Regions from separate parts of the Homo sapiens genome. Here region 2 is linked to region 1. Evidence: chromatin loops called from intact Hi-C (ENCODE). Cell type or tissue: IMR-90. All regions are shown on one strand. Links, peaks and the distances in the headings refer to the core of each region. The heading gives the core; the rest is flanking DNA.

Evidence for each region. Hi-C counts contacts between places; a loop is a spot of excess contacts. Peaks named below come from ENCODE experiments on the same cell type or tissue, not always from the same donor. Only the 100,000 strongest peaks of a DNase experiment are listed, where the experiment ranks them.
Region 2: a loop joins it to region 1, with 2.9 times the contacts of the local background. A loop is called at or near these places in 5 of 110 quality-filtered maps.

Annotation. Positions count from the first base shown.
Region 1 is chr7:47,650,577-47,653,386 of GRCh38, reverse strand. No RefSeq gene overlaps it. Among named protein-coding and RNA genes, the nearest start is that of LINC02902, 3.3 kb to the left of the region's middle. In IMR-90, for the core only: no CTCF peak of the experiment used is centred there; DNase peaks (open chromatin) are centred at 606 and 1,646; H3K27ac peaks cover 1,677 bases.
Region 2 is chr7:47,795,476-47,798,285 of GRCh38, reverse strand. It overlaps PKD1L1 (polycystin 1 like 1, transient receptor potential channel interacting), which reads left to right. Exons shown (of 57, transcript NM_138295.5): 55 at 2,136-2,297. The region is part of intron 1 of PKD1L1-AS1 (PKD1L1 antisense RNA 1); the gene reads right to left. Among named protein-coding and RNA genes, the nearest start is that of PKD1L1-AS1, 1.6 kb to the right of the region's middle. In IMR-90, for the core only: a CTCF peak has its summit at 1,679; DNase peaks (open chromatin) are centred at 1,695 and 2,395; H3K4me3 peaks cover 426 bases; H3K27ac peaks cover 1,042 bases.

The sequences.
Region 1 (2,810 bases), core at 174-2,673:
TGGAGTACAAGTGTAACTTTGTTACATAGATATATTGTTGTATTAGTCTGTTTTCACACTGCTATAAAGATACCACACAAGATTGGGTAATTAAAAAAAAGAAAGAGGCTTAATTGACTCACAGTTCTGCATTGTTGGGGAGATCTCATGAACCTTACAATCATGGCAGAAGGGGAAGCAGTCACCTTCTTCAGAAGGCAGCAGGGGAGAGAGTGCAAGTGAAGGAGTGACTGCCCAACACTTATAAACATATCAGATCTTGTGAGAACTCCCTCACTATCACTAGAACAGCATGGGAAAAGCTGCCTCCATGATCCAATCTCCCTCCACCAGGTCCCTCCCTCGACACAACATGTGGGGATTACAGTTCCAGATGAGATTTGGGTGGGGACACAGAGCTGAACCATATCAATTGTGTAGAGGTATTTTAGTGTATCCAACATCCAAATAATGTACATTATACCTATTAAACAATTTCTCATCATCCACCCCTCTTCTTCCCTCCACCCTTCTGAGTCTCCCTTCTGAGTCTTCATGGAACTGGTTCATTTTTGTGTGAAACTGTAAACACAAACCACTCCCAAGGACTTGGAATTTCCAGAGTGGCCCCCTTCTGCCTCTTAGGACTCAATTGCAAACCACATACAAGAAAAGGTGATCGTACTGTCTTATTTTAAGTCTCAATTTCATCATCTCCAAGCTTGGCAACAAAGCAAAGGACAAGAAAGAAAAGTATGAAGCTGTCTTTTTTAGAAAAAGAAAGAAGCATCAGGCCAGACAAGGTGGCTCACGCCTGTAATCCTAACACTTTGGAAGACCAAGCAGGCGAATCACTTGAGGTCAGGAGTTTGATCCCGGCCTGGCCAAAATGGTGAAACTCCGTCTATACTAAAAATGCAAAAATTAGACCAGGCGCTGTGGCTCACGCCTGTAATTCCAGATCGCACCACTGCACTCCAGCCTGGGCAACAGGGCGAGACTCCGTCTCAAAAAAAAAAAAAAAAATTAGAAACTTCAAAAGTACCCTTTGAAAAAAGTCTTGTTACCTCATTTTATTTATTATGTATGTATTTATTTATTTATTTTGAGATGGAGTCTCACTCTATCACCCAGGCCAGAGTGCAGTGGTATGATCTCGCCTCACTGCAACCACCATCTCCTGGGTTCAAGTGTTCTCCCTCCTCAGCCTTCCGGGTATCTGGGATTACAGAAGTGTACCAGCACGCCCAGCTAATTTTTGTATTTTTGTAGAAATGGGCTTTTGCCATGTTGGCCAGGCTAGTCTTGAACTCTTGACCTCGGGTGATCTGCCCACCTCGGCCTCCCAAAATGCTGGGGTTACAGGCATGAGCAACCATGCCCAGCCATTACCTCATTTTATAAATGAGAAAATTGAGCCTCAGGATTCTAAACGGCTTCCTCAAGGCCAGAAAAGTGAGTGACACTCCAGCATCAATCCCACGCTCAGCCTCAACCCTGTTGCTTCTCCCAAGCCTAAGTTTGCTCTCAAACTTTTTCCCTAGAGAATCTCTACTTACCAAGGCTCTGAGGATAGACCTGCGTACACAATTCAGATTTGTCCAACACATACATGAAATATTTTAGATGATTCATCGTTTATTTTACAAAATTCTTGTGAGTTGGGCATTTAGTCCATAATTCATGTGGGTTTATTTTGAGGTTTTGTGTTGAAATGATTAGATAACAACTGGAGTTCCCCTGAGAAAAGCTGCAAACATCTAGACATCACATCCTGGAGCCTGCTGTCCTTAGGGATATTTTAGCAGGGCTGGTAAGAATAGCAGAGGTGTCCTAAGGCCTCGTGTACCCATGGGTTCCAGTAAAATTGGCCAATGGGAGGAGGAGGGGCACCAAGGCTGCGTGATGTGTGGCCCAGCCCCTGGGAGCTGCAAGACACTGGATGAGTGGCTTTCTGAATCTCAGTTTCTGATCCTGTTAAAGAGGGCTAATTACCCTGCCCCTGCCCTGCTTGAGTTTATGAGAGGGTCCAAATGAGATTGATACATGTAAAACTGCCTCACAAAGATGGTAGAAACCTTTGATTTTGGCCCAGTAGGGTGAGAGGAGCCTCCCATTACTCAAGGCCAGTGACAGAGCCATCTGTCTTGCTGTGGAGCTGGCCATGGGCATTCCCACTGAGCCTCAAAATAGGGGCAACAGGCAAGAAGTGATGCTTCCAGGGTTGGCTCCAGGGCCTGGGCCACCCCTTGACACTGTTGCCCTTAATGAAGGTCTCTGCCCAGGAGCAGACAACAAACAGGGTGGGTGAAGGGGCAGCCTGAGATAATAAGCCCAGAGGGGCTGATCCTCGCTTCTAAGGAGCCCAGAGGGAGGAGGAAAGGTCCAGAGTACCCCGCACAGGAGGAATGCAGTGCCAATTAAGTGCCTGCTGCACACCATCCTCTTCCTAATTGACACAGCACTCCCAAGAAAAGCACCTTTCTCGTCTTTTAAAGTTGAGAATACAGAGATTCAGGGCTGCCATTACTTACCCAAGGGCACCAGCTGGCCAGTGGCCAATGTGGGTCTCAGCTCTGTGTACAGCTCGGCTTGGAAATGCATATTACCTCTTGGGAGAGCCGGTTTCTGGCTCAGGTGCCAGGATTCAAAAGGAGGAGATGTCCTCTCTGCTCCTCTGAGGCCTCCACCAACAGGAGGCTGAGGGGCTACCACCCCTCACACTAAGGCCCACTCCTCTGCAGAGTGAGATTGGCACTTGGAAGGTGAACCTGGTTCCCAACCACAATTCCGAGGTCACTCTAGGCTCAGAGGCGGCCCCCTTCTTCAAG
Region 2 (2,810 bases), core at 163-2,662, 140 kb before region 1:
GCAATTGACTGTATCTGTGTGGATCTATATCTGGGTTCTCTATTCTACTCCATTGATCTTTCCTTTAGCCAATCCCATGAGGTCTTTTTCACTCTGTGGCAAATCTTAAAGTAGCATGGATGAGTCCTCCAGCTTTGTTCTGTTTTGACTGTAGGTGTTCTAGCTCTTTTGCCTTTCAATATGTTTTAGAATCATCTTGTTACTATCTTTTTAAAAAATCATGTTGGTGTTTTGATTGAACTTGCTGTGGAATTATAAATCAAATTTGGGGGGAATTGGCATCCTAATAATATTAAGCTTTTTTGATCCTAGAATTCTGTATTTCTCTCCATTTATTTAGATACTCTTTGATTTTTTTCATCACTGTTTTATAGTTCTCAGCATACAGATCCTACACAATGATAGGCAATTTTAAAGCCTAACTAGAAGTGTCCTCAAAGAGCAAGAAACTTAGATCAGAGACTCATTTATTCTTCCTAGGGAGACCAGGAAATCTTCATACAACAGGAGAGTGAGCCTTGATGAGCAGTTCCACTCATGGTGATGACTGCTGAGAGCAGCATTTTAGACAGGGGGCATGCAGGGAGGGCCATGCTGGAGTTCTGGGTCAAGTGGGCATTATGTTGAAAAGGATGGTTGGAGTCAGGAATGGAGGGCCTTGAATGTCGTGCTTAGGCACCTGGATGCTATCTTCTGAGACAGGCAGGCAATATTGCATTGAGGTCTCTGGGTGGAAGAGTCAGGTCTTGCTGTCTGCCATGGGTGTGTTGCTGGTAAATCCAGGAGGCCTCAGACCTACACACCAATGGCCTACCCTTTCAGGCTCCTGAGCATCTTTGCAGAGTTCTGAAATTTTGTGAGGGGTTCGAGGGATTTGGGGACCAATCAAGAACAAACATATGACCACAAGAGATGATAACACACACAAGCTTTATCTGGGTAATGTTTTGAAGTGTTTCCATGTGGGGGAACTCCCTCATACTTCATGCTATGAAACTGTCCACAGGTTTACAGCGTAGGGGCCAAGAACCATCCAAAAAGGAAGAAGAGCAAGGGCGATCTCAGGGGAGAGGGGCAGCAGAGAGAGAGCTTACCCCTTAGACGATGCTGCTTAGCAGCATGGAGGGGAGGCTCTGGGTCAGAAAGCTCCTGAAGCCAGCAGCAGCTTGGGGCCTTATAACATTATCAGTGGGTAACAGCTGTCCCCTGAGGTTTTGCAGGGTGTGTAAAGCTGACAGGCTCTAAATGGCTAAAATGTTTGTTTGGGTGTTTTTTTTTTTTTTTTTGAGACGGAGTCTTGCTCTGTCGCCCAGGCTGGAGTGCAGTGGCGCAATCTCTGCTCACTGCAAGCTCCGCCTCCCGGATTCACGCCATTCTTCTGCCTCAGCCTCCCGAGTAGCTGGGACTACAGGTGCCCACCACCACACCCAGCTAATTTTTTTTTTTTTTTTTTTTGTAATTTAGGAGAGACAGGGTTTCACCATGTTAGCCAGGATGGTTTCAATCTCCTGACCTCATGATCCGCCTGCCTTGGCCTCCCAAAGTGCTGGGATTACAGGCATGAGCCACTGCGCCCAGCCCTGTTTGGGTTATTTTTTAAACAATTGGATGTGTAAAAATTCGAGTTTGTTACCAGTAGGCTTTTGAGCTAACAGCTTACAGCCTGCAGTGAAGAAATAAACCACCTGGAGGCTTATAGAGCACATGTTGAGGGCACAACAACTTGCTGAGCCCAAGACCCTTTCTGGTCTCCCAGGCACAGGCACAGGCCTCTCTCCTGAGGCTCACCCACAGCTCAGAATGGTTCACCAGGGGACACTGAAACTGAGACACAGACTTTACATATGGGCATGCACATCGCGTTGATAATCTCAGTCTCCAAAGTTAGATACTGAAAACAACCTTTATAATACAATGAATTTCCATTGCTGAGATCATCTTACTGCCATTTAGTTCAATTCAGGAGAGGTATTTTCCTGATTTTGCTTTTTTTCACCAAGAAATCACTATTTTACCAAAAGCTCGTAAAGTAGCATCATCAGATATAATCTCCATTGCATAGTTTATCACGTTAACAAAGCTCTTTATTTAGGCTGCTAACATGAAATTTGTCTTTATTTTTTTCTTTTTCCTAGCTGAGAGGTTTTCTCATGACTTTACCCCAAAAAAGAAAATCTTTTCAAAGTAAATCTTTTGTGAGACTTAAAGATGTCACTGCTTATATGTGGGAAAAGGTCCTCACCTTTCTGAGACTGGAAACACCAAAGTTGGAAGAGGCTGAGATGGTTGAGAATCACGTAAGCTGTGAGATCTTGGATTACTGAGCATGATAGCACACACTCAAGATGATGGTTTCATTGCAGAATTTTGCTTTCAGTTATCAAAGCATGAGTATGTTTCCATGCCAAATCTCCTTGCAAAGCCACAAAATTAGTCTCAATCATAGTGGAACTCATGGAATTTTCCCGTGCAATTCTAAAACACTTTACAGATTACCAAGCACATTCTCCTGCCTTAACTCACTATATCCTTATAGTGACCTGTACAGTTGGAAAGACAGAGTTTATGGTCTTCCCCAGGACACAGACATGCTGTATTCTGTCCCCTGAGTTAGTCATTTGCTTTTGGTGCCTGCTATCAAACCCAAACTTCTATCCAAAACATAGAGCCTTAGGTGCATTACTTGAGTTCAGTCACCCCAGACATGCATGTAAACAAATCAAACCAGGCGTTTGCACACTGAATACTCACTTTCTTCATGGCTGATATATTAGTTTGTTTTCATACTGCTGATAAAGACATACCCAAAA